Regions from separate parts of the Homo sapiens genome. Here region 2 is linked to region 1. Evidence: chromatin loops called from intact Hi-C (ENCODE). Cell type or tissue: K562. All regions are shown on one strand. Each heading gives the region's core, and the rest is flanking DNA. Links, peaks and the distances in the headings are about the cores only.

Region 1 (8,342 bases), core at 63-8,062:
CCCAAAATGCTGGGATTACAGACCTGAGCCACCATGTCTGGCCTCCACTACTGTTTTATGAGTACCTTTATGATGTCCAGTATCCTTGTTGGTAGGACCTTTGTCCACTACTACTGCTGATAAATCCAATTACTCTTCCAAAATGAAAATTTGAGCTCATTAACTATCAAGAGTTGTTTAGGAGATGTATTTCTTTTCTACACACACCACCTACAGCTGGTCTCTCTAGGCTGAGATATTTCTGCTCACTGGAGACCAGATCATCAGCTACAGAGGCTTGGGTCAAGAAATGTCTTAGTCACAGTGAACCCGCTGCATTCCACTGTGTATCTGTCTCCCTTAGGCATAAACTTAGGTTTTCCACGTCAAAATTCCTGTAAGGCAGTGTGAAATTCCGTAAATCCTTTTTGGCAAAAGCATTTCTGGGCTTGCGTAACTCAGATATAAGTCCCTTAATCTCATTGCCATTTTATCTTTATAAGCCAATCTTCAGTAACTCTGCAACTATTATAATGACTTTTTCAAACCTTCAGGTAACCTTCAGGTATGTGTAACTCATACTGGTGAAATGCTGCTATACAGCTTTCTAGAAATGATCAGAACTACTTAGAAATCTTGTTTTGGGTAGAAATTGTAGTTATATATAAAGCACCTTTATTCTTGAAAAGGGCACTGGCTCTATTCATCAAAAAATCCTCAGTTTAGGTGACCTTTTGAGAGTGAACGTGAGCAGAACGCAGACCATCTATGGCTTAGGTTTTCCTGGCACATTGCAGCCCCATTGAAAGATCTCGCTGTAGCAGTGGGAGTCCTCATGGACCACGGGTCCTGCCCACCTTTCTTTTTCTCCTGTGTATTTTTTGAAGGTCTGGCTCCTACTGATGCTAGGAATTACTTTGTCATCCTTAGGTAGTATTTTTGCTTAGACTAAAGGTCATGTCCTTCTTTCTCGAATTACCCACTTACTGCAAATTAAGATGCCTCCATGCCTCCTAAATCAATGTGTATCTTCTAATTATAATAGAAACACATTTTTTTGATAGTGACCACAGGAAAATACAGAAATGTATCAAGAAGAAAACAAAAATCTCCAGTAATCCTACTGTTATATCCAGAAATCACTACTATTAACATCTTCTGTATTTCCTGGCACTGTTTTTAATGCCTGTGTGTGTACGCATATTTAAAAAAACTTGGCTTTATAATAGACATAAATAAAATGTTGCATATTTTCTCATATGTCAGTATTTCCTGAGTGTTTTCCTGTGCAGTACATGTTCTTTGAACATGTCCTATTATATATTCCTTCATTATGAATGACTCATAATGATTTAACACTGCACCTATTATTGGGTGTTCGGCTTGTATTTATCTTTTATTGTTAATGGTAGGCATACTTATATCTTTATTTTCTTATCCAATAATCTACTTAGGATTAATTCCTTGAAGAGGAATTGCAGAGTTAAAAGCTTTGATTGTTTTTATCTTTAATGTTCTTGATATACACTAACAGATCGCCCTCCAGGAAGGTCTTGTCAATTTAAATACCGGCTCTTAGGCCTGCTTCTTTGAAAATTCTCCCAAAAATGAACGATATTTTTACTAATTTTTTTTTTTTTACTATATGATGGGTGAAAATGTTATTTACTCTTCTTTTCCATTTTGTTTCTTTGGATAATAAGAAGTTGAACATTGACTTTCTTGTGTTTTTTTTCTTATTTACATCTATTTTGTATGTTAATTCTTTATATTCTGTTCTTTTTTTTCTATTAGATTCTTAAGGCTTTTCTTTCTTTTCATTTTTGTTAGACCTCAGCTACAGAGGATTGAGTTAAATAATATCCTCTTTTCATGGAAATTATCAGCATCATTCCCTTTTATCCTGATTCCTGATTCCCATTTTCCTCTCCCGCTGCCCCACGACACACAAATGCAAGCTTCCAAGCTTCCTAGTGTGTTCAGTGAATACTCTTTCAGTTATACGAGTTCTTGTTAAGTGTGTGTTATTGTAAACATGCATTTTCAATTTATATAAATCAAATGGTACTGTGTATTACATTTAATTCTTCTTATTTTCATTTAGTGCTCAATAGCCACATGTGGTTAGTGGCTACCATATTGGACTGTGTAGATTTAGAACATATTCATTATTGCAGAAAGTTCCATTGGAGAAAACTATTCTAGATATTAGATGCAGATCAATTTTAGACCTTGAGATGTCTTCTCCTATTCTGTCATGTGTCTGCTAAATTTGCTGATTATTCCTGTATTGTATAGAAATCTCCAAGTTTGATGTAAATACATTTATTGTTTGCCTTATGATTTGTGCTTTGCAAATTTTGTTTAAGAAGTCTTTTCCCACCCTAGATCACCAGTATACTCTGTTATGTTACCTTCCATTAATTTTTATAGTTTCTTCCCTTTTACATTTAGGTTTTTGGTCTGTTGAAGTTCACCTTTGTTATTTGGTGTTAGGTAGAAATCTAGTTTTATTTTTTTCCATACGTGAATAAGTTTCACTAACATTGTCTGTTTTAAAATCTATGTCTTTTCTTCATTGATTAGTGGTGCTATTTTTATTATGTATAAGTTCCCATGAGTGTATGGATCTGTTTCTAAACTCTCTCTTCTGTTTCATTGGTCTAGTTATTTGTTCTTCACAATTCATACTTTTTATTATTGACATTGTTCTATGTCTTAGTATCTGACAGGACACGTCCTGTTTTTATACTCTTCTTTTTAAAGGGTTGACCTATCTATGGACATTTATTCTTCCAGATAAATTTTAGAATAAATTTATTTAGTTTATCTAAAAGAAAACTGGACGTTTGAATGAGATTTAATTGGATTTAGGTGAATTAAGTCTAACTCAAAAAACTTTGACATCTTGGAAAATTAAATCAGCCTGTTTTAAACCATATATTTATATAATCATCTGTGTCCTTTACTGGCATTTAGAAGCTTCCCCCACCCCAGAGATATTGTATATTCTGGTTCAGTTAGTCCCCATATATTTTATTGTTTTATTTCCGTAGATTGTATCTCCTTTTAAATTTTTCTAGTTGATTATTGCTGCTACAGAGAAATGCTATGGCTTTTGTAAGTTGATCTTATAAGTGGAAACCATGCAAAAGCTTATCCATTCTTATAGTTTGTTGATTTGTAAAAACTCTTAATTTATTAAAAGTGTTTTGCTATCTGTAGGTCATATTTATTAGAAGTGTTTTCCAGTTTGTTATTTGACTTAGAATTTTATTTATGATGTATTTTTACACTTCTAAGTTTTAAATTTATCAGGTAGCAAATTCTGTTAATGCTATTTTGTCATTTTTATCAATTAATTTATGCTATTTGTCAAAAGGAAGTGTATTTTCCTTTTTTTCTTCAGTACTAGCAATCTGTTTTATTGTTTCCCCAAAATATAGAGTTCTTCACGGAATGCCAAAGTAGACAGAAAGTGTGTAGCACTTTTGATCCACTAGAGGCCAACACTTGCTTGAAAGAAACTGGCATGCTTTCCTAAATCTCCTATTTTTTTCCTCTCTGAATGGGAAGAAACTGGCTGAAAAAAAGCCTTACAGAAAATAACTAATTTCTATTTAAATTAGATGTCTAGAAATGCTATAGAAAGAAGAATCTGGACAAAAAGAAAAGGCTATTTTCAAAGACAATAAGTTATATAAAGAGGATTCAAAGCAACAAAGCTGTTTTTAGTGGAAAAAAAATGAAAGCAGAAAATCCAAATAAAACAGTTTAAAATGTTTTAAAAATTTAACTTAGAAGAAAGAGAAAACTAAAATAGAAATAAAAAAGGTCCAGCTTCTACTCAAAATACACATTTAGTGTCATTAAATAAGAAGTAGGTGACAAGAGGCTGGGCGCGGTGGCTCACACCTGTAATCCCAACACTTTGGGTGGCCAAGGCAGATGGATCACAAGGTTAAGAGATCGAGACCATCCTGGCCAACATGGTGAAACCCTGTCTCCACTAAAAATACAAACAATTAGCAGGGCGTGGTGGCGGGCGCCTGTAGTCCCAGCTACTCGGGAGGCTGAGGCAGGAGAATCACTTGAACCTGGGAAGTGGAGGTTGCAGTGAGCCGAGATTGTGCCACTGCACTCCAGCCTGGGTGACAGAGCGAGACTCCATAAAAAAACAAACAAACAAACAAAAAGTAGGTGACAAGAAACAGCAGACAATAGTGGCTTTTTCTCCCTTTTCCTCTTTGCTCTGAAAAACCAGGAGATGGGGCTAACCTGCCTCCCATTCTGTAGGGTTCCTGCACAGATAACTGGGTGAAAAACAATTCCCAAACTGAAAAAAATCCATTGTTTTAATTCCAGTGAGGTGATCTGTAGGAAATAACCACGCTGGCTTACAAGCAGACATTGAAAGGTGGTTCTTCTCTGAGGCTTATTCTTAAAATCATGTTTATCACTCAAAAGCAGACATATCTACAGAGGGAGGGATGAAGAGGAGGGAAAGAAGGAAGGAGGGAAGGAGGAAGGGTGGGCCAATACCAAGACTGCAATTCTCTTATCTATGAAAACATAAAGAATTGCGAAAAACGGTTCTTTACATATAGACAGAGGTGCTTATAATTTAGAGCTGGAAAAAAATGATCAAGATTAAATGACAGCCCACATGCAAAACACTATAAAAAGCAAGGTACTATTATTATTATTACAAAGGTGCATCTGCCAGCGGGGATCTTGGCTTCTGGGTGCCCTTTCATAAGTAGGGCAGCTACGTCATATCATATATGAAAGCCTATGCTATACAAAGAAGTTATTTTTACATCAATCGAAATAAATGCATAAAAGATTTACGTTTGCATTGAAGACAAGGTAAAATTTTTAAAAATCAATGGGAACGCATCTTAGACATGCCAAGTTATATTATAAAGAACTTCCAAATGAATATGTTTTCTGCTGGCTTTTGATTTAATACCTATAAAAACTGAGTACATACAGTAGGAAGGGCACATTTACAAGGATGGACTGAAAAATACCATATGTTATTTCACAAAGTTTCGTTAACTTTTAATGAATTAAATTTATTTTCATTTATAAGAAGTATGTGCACAAGATAGAAAATGCACACACAGCTAAGGGGTTTCATTGGAAAGCACTCTGCTCTCCTAAACCCATTCCCATTCCCTCATCTACCAGTGTCACCATCCACAGTTAATTGTCATTGCCACTTTCTTACCATCGGTATGTCTGAATTTTTTTTTTTTTTTACAGAAATGCTAGTATGCCATACAAATTGTTCCACATCTTGCCTTAAAATGCCACACCATCACCAATAACCACTTAACATAATATGGTTTGCTCTTCATCTCAGGTCAGTTAGGTCAGAAGGAGGTATGCTTTATTCTAAGTTACACAGTATTCCACCAGATGAATGTATCATCGTTGATTTGTCTAGTCTCCTACTGAAAGACATTTAGATTATTTTCAGCCCTTGGCTATAAAAAACAATAATCCAGTGATTTTCTGTGTACTTCTATTTTCTTTGTGGAAATATGATTTAGGAATGGAAACCTAGAAGAGAAATTGATGGGTCAAAGGTATGAGTGTTTTTTTGTTTGTTTGCCTGTTTTTGTTTGTTTTTTTGTAGTCAGCTATTTAATTAGGTTCTTAAGGCATTTAGAATGCCAATTTGTGAGGATAAATTCCATTTGTCCGGGCAAACACAGATGGCAGGTAGACCTGATGCTGAGGAATAGCTTTGGTTTTTCGTAAAATGTGTGAGTCCACAGCTTTCTGATCAATCTTGCACTGCTCTGTAATCTTGTATTTCTCTTTTTCTGTGTTGAAGATCTCACCTTCCTGGTCTGAACTTCCACAGCTTCTTCTTGAAGTAAGCATCACTAAGATGTTCTGGGATTTTTACATTGCTGATATCAATTTTGGTTGAAGTCGCAATGACAAATTTCTGGTATTTTCTTCATAGAGGAACTCGATTGAGGGCCAGAGGTCCAGTCACAAGTAATAAGCCACTAGCCAGCTGCTTCAGGAAAACCACCCTCTTGCCCCTGTGGCCTCCAGTGAGGAGGATCAGAATGGTCCCCGGGGTAATGCTGGCTCGCAGTTTTCTCACGTGCTGACTGAAGGGTTTGTTGCCATGGCTCAGCAGCTTTCCAGGCACATCTTCAGTAGGATAATATCTAGGCATTTTGCGAAGTTTAACCACCCGGGTACCACCGTTCTTGTCACCACCAACTGGTTTTGTAACAGTTGCAAAAACCTTCTCCTTCTTTTTCTTTTCAACCTTGGATTTAGCGGCTGAGTACTTCCTCTTATACGTGGCCTTTCTGGAATACACGGCAGGTCAGGAATACCTGCCAATTCCTCTGACAAGGACAGGATTGCACTGCAATGGGGCTTCCCCTTCTTGGGCTTTTTAGTCTTGAGGTGACCCTTTTTCACCACCAGCATCAGCCTTCTTGGCTTTGGGTTTCTTCTCTTTGGTATCTGGCTTCTCAATTGTTTCACCTGCTGTCTTGTAAGATGGGAAAGAGAGTTTGTGTGTGTGTGTGTGTGTGTGTGTGTGTGTGTGTGTCTGGCTTCTCAATTGTTTCATCTGCTGTCTTGTAAGATGGGAAAGAGAGGGGTGTGTGTGTGTGTGATGGAGTTTTGCTCTTGTTGCCCAGGCTGGAGTGCAATGACATGATCTCGGCTCACTGCAACCTCTGCCTCCAACCGATTCTCCTGCCTCAGCCTCCTGAGTAGCTGGGATTACAGGCGCCCACAACTATGCCCAGCTAATTTTTGTATTTTCAGTAGAGACGGGGTTTCACCATCTTGGCCAGGCTGGTCTCAAACTCCTGACCTCAGGTAATCTGCCCGCCTCGGCCTCCCAAAGTGCTGGGATTACAGGCATGAGCCACCACGCCTGGCCTGGTATGAGCATTTTAATGTGTATAGATACTGCCAAAATGGCCCTTCCCTGGGATAGTACCAGTCTGTATTCCCAAGGGGAATGCCTTTCCCACCACATTCTCCCCAAGATTGCTTTTAATCAAATATTTTGTTCTTTTCCAATCTGATAGGAGAAAAAAAAAGAATCTTGTGGTTTTAATTTGCATTTCTCCTATTGTGGGTAAAAGTTTGACATCTTTCTGTTTTAAAACTATTTGTATTTTCTGTGAATGGATTATCGTGCTTTTGCCCATTTTCCTGTTTACCTATTTTGATTGTAAAACTTACAAAAAGTATTTGTAGATCCTTATGTAACATAGAAATTAGCCCATTGTCTGTTTTATGTGGTATAAAAATTATTTTCCTGAGTTTATTAGCAGGAATTTAAACATTTTAAGTAGCCAATTTTTATTTTACTTTTAAATCTTTGATGCAGCTAAAATTCATTTTGATGTAAGAAATGATGAATTTCTTGATATGTATGAGGTTGATATCTAGAATTATTTTCCTTCTCCAGATGGTTCCTCAATAATATCCAATTTAGGTCTTGACAGTTCTTCTTTCCCATTGATTTGAAGGGGCCATTTCTGATAATCTGCCTTCCTATATGCATGTACGTCTGTCTAGACTCTTTTGTTAATTGGTTGTTTTTTTTTTTGGCGATGGAGTCTCACTCTGTTGCCCAGGCTGGAGTGCAGTTGCACGATCTTGGCCCATTGCAGCCTCAGCCTGCGGGGCTCAAGTGATCCTCCTGCCTCAGCACTTCCCAATAGCTGGGATTACAGACACGCAACACCACGCCCAGCTAATTTTTTTTGTATTTTTAGTTGGCCAGGCTGGTCTTGAACTCCTGGCCTCAGGTGATCTGCCTGCATAGGCCTCCCAAAGTGCTGGGATTACAGGTGTGAGCCACTGTGTCCAGCCTGTTGATTGGTCTTTATATCTATTGATACACTAGACATTTTGGCTACTATTGCTTTATAATATGTTTAACTTTCGAGAGGACTAGTACCCCCTTTTTTAGAATATTTTTTTCTGAAAATCATAAATATTATTATTATTCTCCTATGAACTTTAAAACAGCTTACATTAAAAGGTTTGTTCTTATTTTTAGTGATCACTTAAAATGTATATATTAGTTTAGGGAGGATGTTTGTCATTATATAATAATACTAAGACTCCTGCATCAAAACCCAATTAAGTTCTTTTTAAGTCTTGTTTATCTCTGTTTACATTTTTATTTTATTTCGAGACGGAGTCTTGCTCTGATGTCTGAAGTGCAGTGACACGATCTCAGCTCACTGTAACCTCTGCCTCCCGGGTTCAAGTGATTCTCTTGCCTTAGCCTCTGAGTAGCTGGGACTACAGTCCTGTGCCACCATGCCGGGCTAATTTTTGTATTTTTAGTAGAGATG
Region 2 (8,342 bases), core at 71-8,070, 950 kb after region 1:
CAACAGAGTTTAATTGAGCAAAGAATGATTTCCAAATCAGGCAGCCCCAAATCAGAATAGGTTCAGAGAGACTGTGGTTGAAAAAGATTTATGGACAGAAAACAGAACACGGCTCATGGAAAATAGAAGTGAGGAAAAGAAACAGCCAGATTGGTTCAGCTTGACATTTTCCTTATTTGACACAGTTTCAACAGTGAGCTGCCTTTTGTTGACCAAAACTCAGTGATTGGTACAAGAGTAGGTTGTTTACACATACAGTTAGGTTCCAGTTTATTATGTATGGAGAAACCCCTAGGCCCAACTTAAAATATGTAAGAAGACAGCTTTAGGCTCAACTTAACAGCAGTAAGAAAGAAAAATGTAGGGCTGTGAAAAGCAACGTTTTAGATGACCATTTCTGAATTTCACTGAGGAGCTTTATGGTTGTCCTACGGGGCTTTTGGCTTGGGAGAATATTGATCACTTATTTCCATAGCTTGAAATTGCAGTCAAGTGAGCATACAAAAAAATAGCCCTTGTTCTAGAACCTCTAGAGAAATTTTAAGGGACATAATTGTAAGATGTCAAAAATACATCAAAATTTCCAGATGATGAAAGCAATTTAGAATACTTGGTTTTAATTTCATATTCTAAAAGGACACGTCATTACTAGGGGCCTCAGAAGAGAATGCAAGCAAAGTACATAAGAGAAACATAAGATATACTAAGGGAACCATTAGCATAGAGTTATATGATGCATTATACATACTCTGATTTAATTAACTTACATGCTCACTAAATAAGGAAGCAGTGTGAGGAATAAAAACCATAAACTACCACCCCTGGGGCAGTATCTTGCTCAGTGATGATAAGATCCTCCCGTCCTCTCAGAGTCTCTGGGGTCTTCTCAGAACTTCTTGCCCTAAAGCCTCTATTCCAGCCCTGGCTCTGTCACTTCTAGCTCTGAAAACTTTCGCCAACCCTTTTCCATTCTGAGCCATCTAATAAGAAAGCAACAAATTAAATGTGTGGTTCTTTTAACTCACACAGCTACCCTGAACTTCACAGGAGATAACATATATGGAAGTGTCTGACACACTAAATTTGAATTGCAAAGTCATGGGGGTTATCCACTTACCTGTGAAATGTATAGCAAAATATTAAAATTAATTATTGTTTACCTACTTATTTGTTTCCTCCATTTAACACAAGGAATTAGGAGACTAAGAATGTTGGTCTGAATTATATATCTCTATCTTAGTGCCTGGAATATTGCCTGGCACATTAAACAAATTAATCACTGAATGAATGCATTTAGCTTTAAAATTTAATATAAAATTACATTGTACGTTTGAAAAAAATGACTTCATTTTAATTTCTTACTTAATATATTTTAAATATAGCTTGAAGAAATAGATGCATTATAGAGAGATTCTGAATATAAATATATGGTTGGTTATTATAAAAAAGAAAGTTATGGCCAAGGTCGTGAGGCCAAATTCTAGTTTATTTCTAAAATTATATGTTCATTTGAATCTGAAGTAACACTTAGAATTATCATTACACTTCACTAAAGAACTGATAATCAGTTGCATTGCAGATATAGTTAATCTTACATTTGCATAATATGTTACAAGCTTTCAGAAAGCTTTTACATTGATAATTTCCTTCAATTTTCATAACCACCCCCCCAGTGATGCTGGAAAAAAATAATTAAATTACCTGTTTTTCAGGAATCTGGCTCAGAGAGGACAGATGACTTACTTGTTACTCAACTAAGAGCAGGTAGCAAATTTGATGAAGTTAAAGCCACTGTTTCTTAAGAGTCTTGCAAAGTTTTGTCTCACTATAATCCTTTCTTTCTGCATTGATCAGGTGATGTCACTATCCTTTCCTTGCACTCTCAAGAATATCGTAGGCCTCTTTTTTTCAGCAGGAGTATGCATTAGGTTGGTGCAAAATGAATGGCGGTTCTTGCCATTGGATATTAAACTGCTCTCCAAGCTACATTTTAGGATTTGTCCTTGATCAGAGATTGTACTAAATATTTCTCCAAATTAGAATGGCTCTTCCCAGACAACTGGGTTCAAATTCCAATGCAGCCATTTATTAGCTGTGCAACAAGAACAAATCCTGTAAACTCTCTGTGCCTCAGTTTCCTTTTCTGAAAAATAGAAGTAACAATAATACACCCACTGCACAGGGTTGTTTGGAGAAATAATTAATCTATAAAGCACAATCACAGTGCCTGGCACATGGCAAATGCTAGTGAAATGTTAACTATTATTATTATTGTTGCTGTTACTATTTTCATTATCATTCTCTTCAAGCATTATTTATTTTCATTATTTTTAACTTTAAGCAATACTTATTTTCATTATTCTCATTATTATCTTCAAGCTATTGTTAGTATTATCATAATCTTCTTCTAAAAAGGAGGCAAGGCTGGGTATGGTGGCTCACCCCTGTAATCCCAGCACTTTAGGAGGCCAAGGTGGGCGGATCACAAGGTCAAGAGATCGAGACCATTTGGGCCAACATAGTGAAACCCCATCTCTACTAAAAACACAAAAATTAGCTGGGTGTGGTGGCGCACGCCTGTAGGCCCAGCTACTCAGGAGGCTGAGGCAGGAGAATCACTTGAACCCAGAAGGCAGAGGTTGCAGTGAGCCGAGATTGCGCCACTGCCCTCCAGCCTGGTGACAGAGCGAGACTCCGTCTCAAAAAAAAAAGAAGGGCAGAAGCCCCAGAGATCAAGGAAGTATGTCCACCAGGAAACGGAGATTGTTTCATTTGACACAAGCTCCGTTTTGCAGGACTGAGTACGGGAGGGCAGAGTGTGGGGAGGGAAGTCTCTGCAAACCAGTGACTGTTTTGGCAAATAGGAGGAGTGAAGAAACAAAAGGTGGAAACTCTGAGAGATAATTGTACACGGGTCAGACAAATCCCTGTAAAATCAGCTTTTTGTACCTTCTTGGTAGCATCCGCGAACCACCATCAGCCTCTAGTGTGCGCATGCGATGGAGGAGGGGACACTACAAGAACAGGGCCAGGGCTCTTTTCAGATCACCGTCATCTCAGGGATGTTCTGTGCTGGTATTTCAAAATCACCATGCGTCATATCAGACTGATCTCTAGTTAGATAAGTAACAGAACCAAGTGGGCTGATTTGGAACAACAACAAAAAACTAATGTATTTCACCGATCAAGATAACACCAATGCTGTGTTGTTTTCCTATTGTATCATTACCACGATTATTATTGTTATTTAAAAGTCTGCTACCTGCTCTTGCTTTTACCATCCAGTCGCCTCCTAGAAGCGGAGAAATAATTACGTGTAAATCCCATCATATCACTGCTCTCACAGCTCCCAGGAGTTTCCATTGCGATAGCGAACCTGAGCCCCTAGCCAGGGCTCCGTAGGCTCCCGGCTCAGCCCTGACATAACCTCTCCCTTCCCTCCAGCTCTAGCCACCCTGCTGCTGGTGTCCCATTCCTGGACTTTTTCTGAAACGTTCCCTGCTTATTTTCTGCTCAGGGCAGTCCCCCTTGCTGTACCGATGGTGCTCTCTGCCTCTAGATATTCCTGGAGTTGATTCCCTCTTACAATTTAGATTTCAATTCAAAAGTTACCTCTCGCCAGGTGCAGTGGCTCACGTCTGTAATCCCAGCACTTTGGGAGGCCAAGGCGGGCAGATCACCTGAGGTCAGGAGTTCAAGACCAGCCTGGCCGACGTGGTGAAACCCCATCTCTACCAAAAATACAAAAATTACCCGGGCGTGGTGGCGGGCGCCTGTAGTCCCAGCTGCTTGGGACGCTGAGGCAAGGAGAATCGCTTGAACCCGGGAGGTGGAGGTTGCAGTGAGCCGCGATCGCACCACTGCACTACAGCCTGGGCAATAGAGTGGGACTCCGTCTCAAAAACAAAACAAAAACAAATGTTACCTCTTTCTTCATTGAGGCCTTTGACCGTCATAAAATCCGAAGTAGCTCTGCCCTTTGCACCCGCTGCTTCCCTCTCTCTGCCTCCGCGTTCCCTAACCTCCAGCTGTCACACACAGCCTAGTGGTTAACTGAGTCGATTCCGGTCTAATGCCTGGCTTTGACTGTCGCCTCCACCAAGAAAGTAGTACTCAGTCTCGTCCTCTCATCCAGCCTAAATTGCCTCATCAGCAAAATGGGAAAGTTGATAGCACCTCTTCTCAACGCGCGGCTGTGCAGTTTAAACAAGATAATGTATGTGAAATTCTTGAATAGTTCTTGGCTCATGGAAAGCATTCAATAAATTTTGGACATTGTTATTACTTTATTCACATTATTCTACATTGTCACACCACAGACCAGTACAAAGTAAGCCCTCTGAGAGCAATGATAGCCAACTGCGTTCATCGCCGGGTCTCCAGGCCTTAGGAAAAGCCGGGCACAAGGTGAAACAAATGAATACATCCAGTATCCACACACACCTGTCTCACTTTTCCTCCATTTTCTCCCCTTAAACGCAGAATTTCTGCTTTTCTCCAGCAACTGAAGATACTTAAGTTCAGCACCTCATGCAATTAGCCCACATAAGACCCCTTTACTGTTTTAGGATTCTTGAAATTCTTTGTAAAGCTGCCATCTTCTAGTTTTACCAGGTGAGACTGAAAGCGTACCTGGTGCAATGGCGCCCTCTGCAGGTAGACAGAAGAATTAACGTGGTCCCAGCTCCAGGAACTGCGTTCTTGAGGGACATCACCTGTGCGGGTGCAACTGCAGTGCTGTCTTTTCTGCCCTGTCCAAGACATTTTTTGCTTAGTATTTCTCTATAATGTAACCTCATTGAGGATAGAAGCTTTGTCTATACTCCCAATCCCATCACCAATATAGTAGGCACCCAGTGCATGTTTGTTGAATAAATATGTGAATAGAAAAAGAGTAGTTTTCAATCTTTTGTATCCCCAAGTGGCCCAGCAACATGGGGAAGCTACTGATAGAAAATAGTGATCAGCTGATTAATTGTATGCAACGTTTGGGTAGCAAGATAAGTGATAACACAAATAAAAGGAATGAGGGAACAGAAAGAATTAATAATTAAATAGAAAATTAAAAATATAGTTTAATGACACTGAGGTATCCATTAAACACTTAATAAAACTAGTTACATGTTTTAAATTGAAATATATTTTGAGATAATTTAAAAAAATATTTAAAAATCATTGGCAGTATATTCAAGATGCAACAGACACATGTAATTAATCGATATTGTTTACAAATCTTGGCAGTGCAAATTCATTGCAGTTCTACAAGGAAGAGACACTTGTCAAATGAGACACTAAGATAACTCTAGGTCCAACCCTGTGGTATCTCACTTAAAAAAGAACTCTATATAAAACTATATACTCTCACGCCTGTAATCCCAGGACTTTGGGAGGCCGAGGCGGGCAGATCACGAAGTCAGGAGATTGAGACCATCCTGGCTAACACGGTGAAACCCCATCTCTACTAAAAATACAAAAAATGAGCCGGGCGTGGTGGCAGGGGCCTGCAGTCCCAGCTACTCGGGAGGCTGAGGCAGGAGAATGGCGTGAACCCAGGAGGCAGAGCTTGCAGTGAGCCAAGATCGCGCCACTGCACTCCGGCCTGGGCAAAAGAGCAAGACTCCATCTCAAAAAAAAAAAAAAAAAAAACCTATATACTCAAAATGATCTTCAAAAGGATATTTCATTTATAAAAGAACTTGCTATAATTTTCTTTTGAGTAGAAACTTATGCAGTGACCTGAAAGTACAATATATCTAGTAATTCCATACATTACTTTCCGTCTGTAGTTAACACAGAACTCTCCAACACATCATCTCCAAGAATTCTTACCTCAGTCCTATGGAATAGACACACCAAGTATCTTTATTCTCATTACACAGGTGAGCAAATCAGGATGGTCTAGAGACTCATCCAATATCATAGTTAACAGGAAGGCCAGAACCCAAGGTCTTCAAACTCATGGGCCATTGTTCCTTCTATTATACCACATGGCATGTTCTAGAATATCTGTGAATGTGTCTTTCCATATTAGTGATCAGAGGATCAGACAATTAAGCAAATGATCACTATTTTCTTCCCCATGTTGCTGGGCCTTTTGGGGAGAAAAAGATTGAAAATTGCCCTTTTTCTATTCTAGGCATAGTCTGACTCTAATGTCCTGAGTAATTTAGCAGCAGTTTGGGACTCTCAGTCTCGTATTGGTTAGATCATCCTTTATTTTTAACACTCTGCTTATGTCTCTCTCTTTTTATTTGAGAAAGAAGAAAAAGAAAGAGAAAGGGAGAGAGCGGTGAGGAGTGGGAATGGGAAGGAATCAAGTGGAAACAGGTTCAGATATTCAATGAAATATGTGTTTGAAGATCATTTGGGGTTTACATTTTTATAGACAGTTATTTTATTAAGCAAGATGCCACAGGGTTGGATACAGTTATTTTAGTGTCTCATTTACCAAAATATTCAACGAATAATTCAACCATGATTCTTTTAGTCCAGATTCAATGAGCACAGATTTGAATGACAGAACTTTCCTTTGAAAGTCACACGGCTCCTCTGGGCTTATCCATTGGGTGTCATGTTCCACTGGATGGATTATTGTGGTACTTTAAAAAGGTGCAAACTCTCAGAACCTGTCACTTTGGTTGATATGTTTAAATAAGAGACAGAGAAATTAAGAACCCTTGACCTAGTATTATGGGAGATTTACATGAAAGTATTACATGAACATTTACATGGAAATATTTTAACCATTTTGCTTGGAACAGTGGCTCAGAATTATAATTATCATAACAGTTAAAGTATGGTATTTCTTACTTTATTACATTTTTTAAAATAGATATTGCATTGGTTTAAAAATAATACGATAAGCAAAAGAGCAAATAATGTTACCTATGAAAGAATGAAGTTAGGAGGTATAGAATATGAGAGTTTTGTATGTGTTATTGTTACAGAAAACGTCCTGTTTTAAAACTTTTATCTTAGGTTTGGGAGTATGTGCGCAGGTTTGTTATACAGATAAACTCGTGTCACAGGGGTTTGGTGTACAGATTATTTCATTACCCAGGTATTAAGCCTGGTACCCAATACTTAATGTTTTTCTGCTCCTCTTCCTCCTCCCACCCTCCACTCTCAAGTAGATCCCAGTGTCTGTTGCTCCCCTCTTCGTGTCCATGAGTTCTCATCATTTAGCTCCCACTTATAAGTGAGAACATGTGGCATTTGGTTTTCTGTTCCTGCATGAGTTTACTAAGGATAATGGCCTCCAGCTCCATCCATGTTCCCTCAAAAGACATGATCTCATTCTTTCTCATGGCTGCATCGTATCCCATGATGTAGCTGCACCACATTTTCTTTATCCAATCTGTCCTTGATGTGTATTTAGGCTGATTCCATGTCTTTGCTATTGTGAATAGTGCTACAGTGAACATTGGCATGTGTCTTTATGGGAGAATGATTTCTGTTCCTCTCAGTATAGTCCCAGTAATGGGATTGCTGGGTCCAATGGTAGTTCTGTTTTTAGCTCTTTGAGAAGTTGCCATACTGCTTTCCACAATGGTTGAACAATTTACACTCCCACCAAGAGTGTGCAAGTGTTCTCTTTTCTCTGCAACCTCGCCAGCATCTGTTGTTTTTTGACTTTTTAGTAATAGCCATTCTGAATGGTGTGAGATGGTATGTCATTGTGGTTTTGATTTGCATTTCTCTAATGATCAGTGACATTGAACCTTTTTATCATGTGATTGTTGGCCACATACATGTCTTGTTTGGAAAAGTGTCTGTTCATGTCCTTTGCCCACTTTTAATGCAGTTGTTTGTTTTGCTCTTGTAAATTTAAGTTCCTTATAGATGCTGGATAGTAGACCTTTGTCAGATGCATAGTTTGCAAATATTTTCTCCTATTCTATAGGTTGTCTCTTTACTCTGTTGGTAATTTCTTCTGCTGTGCAGAAGCTCTTAAGTTTAATTAGATACTATTTGTCAATTTTCGCTTTTGTTGCAGTTGCTTTTGGTGTCTTTGTCATAAAATCTTTGCCCGTTCCTGTGTCCAGGATGGTATTGCCTAGGTCATCTTCCAGAGTTTATAGTTTTGGGTTTGACATTTAAGTATTTAATCCATCTTAAGTTGAATTTTGTATATGGTGTAAAGAAGGGATCTAGCTTCAATCTTCTGCATATGGCTAGCCAGTTATCCCGCACCATTTATTGAATAGGGAATCTTTTCCCCATTGCTTGTTTTTGTCAGCTTTGTGGAAGATCAAATGGTTGCAGGAATGTTCCCTCATTTCTGGGCTCTCTATTCTGTTCCATTGCTCTATGTGCCTGTTTTTGTACCAATACCATGCTGT

Evidence for each region. Hi-C counts contacts between places; a loop is a spot of excess contacts. Peaks named below come from ENCODE experiments on the same cell type or tissue, not always from the same donor. Only the 100,000 strongest peaks of a DNase experiment are listed, where the experiment ranks them.
Region 2: it touches region 1 in a loop (7-fold over the local background); 2 of 110 quality-filtered maps call a loop at or near these places.

The regions. Positions count from the first base shown.
Region 1 is chr1:241,830,098-241,838,439 of GRCh38, reverse strand. It overlaps the pseudogene RPL6P3. Among named protein-coding and RNA genes, the nearest start is that of EXO1, 14 kb to the left of the region's middle. In K562, for the core only: CTCF peaks have their summits at 3,479 and 4,244; DNase peaks (open chromatin) are centred at 3,479 and 4,489.
Region 2 is chr1:240,884,531-240,892,872 of GRCh38, reverse strand. All of the region lies in intron 6 of RGS7 (regulator of G protein signaling 7), which reads left to right. Among named protein-coding and RNA genes, the nearest start is that of MIR3123, 240 kb to the left of the region's middle. RefSeq lists an enhancer at 4,236-4,763. In K562, for the core only: a CTCF peak has its summit at 4,646 (motif pointing left); a DNase peak (open chromatin) is centred at 4,672.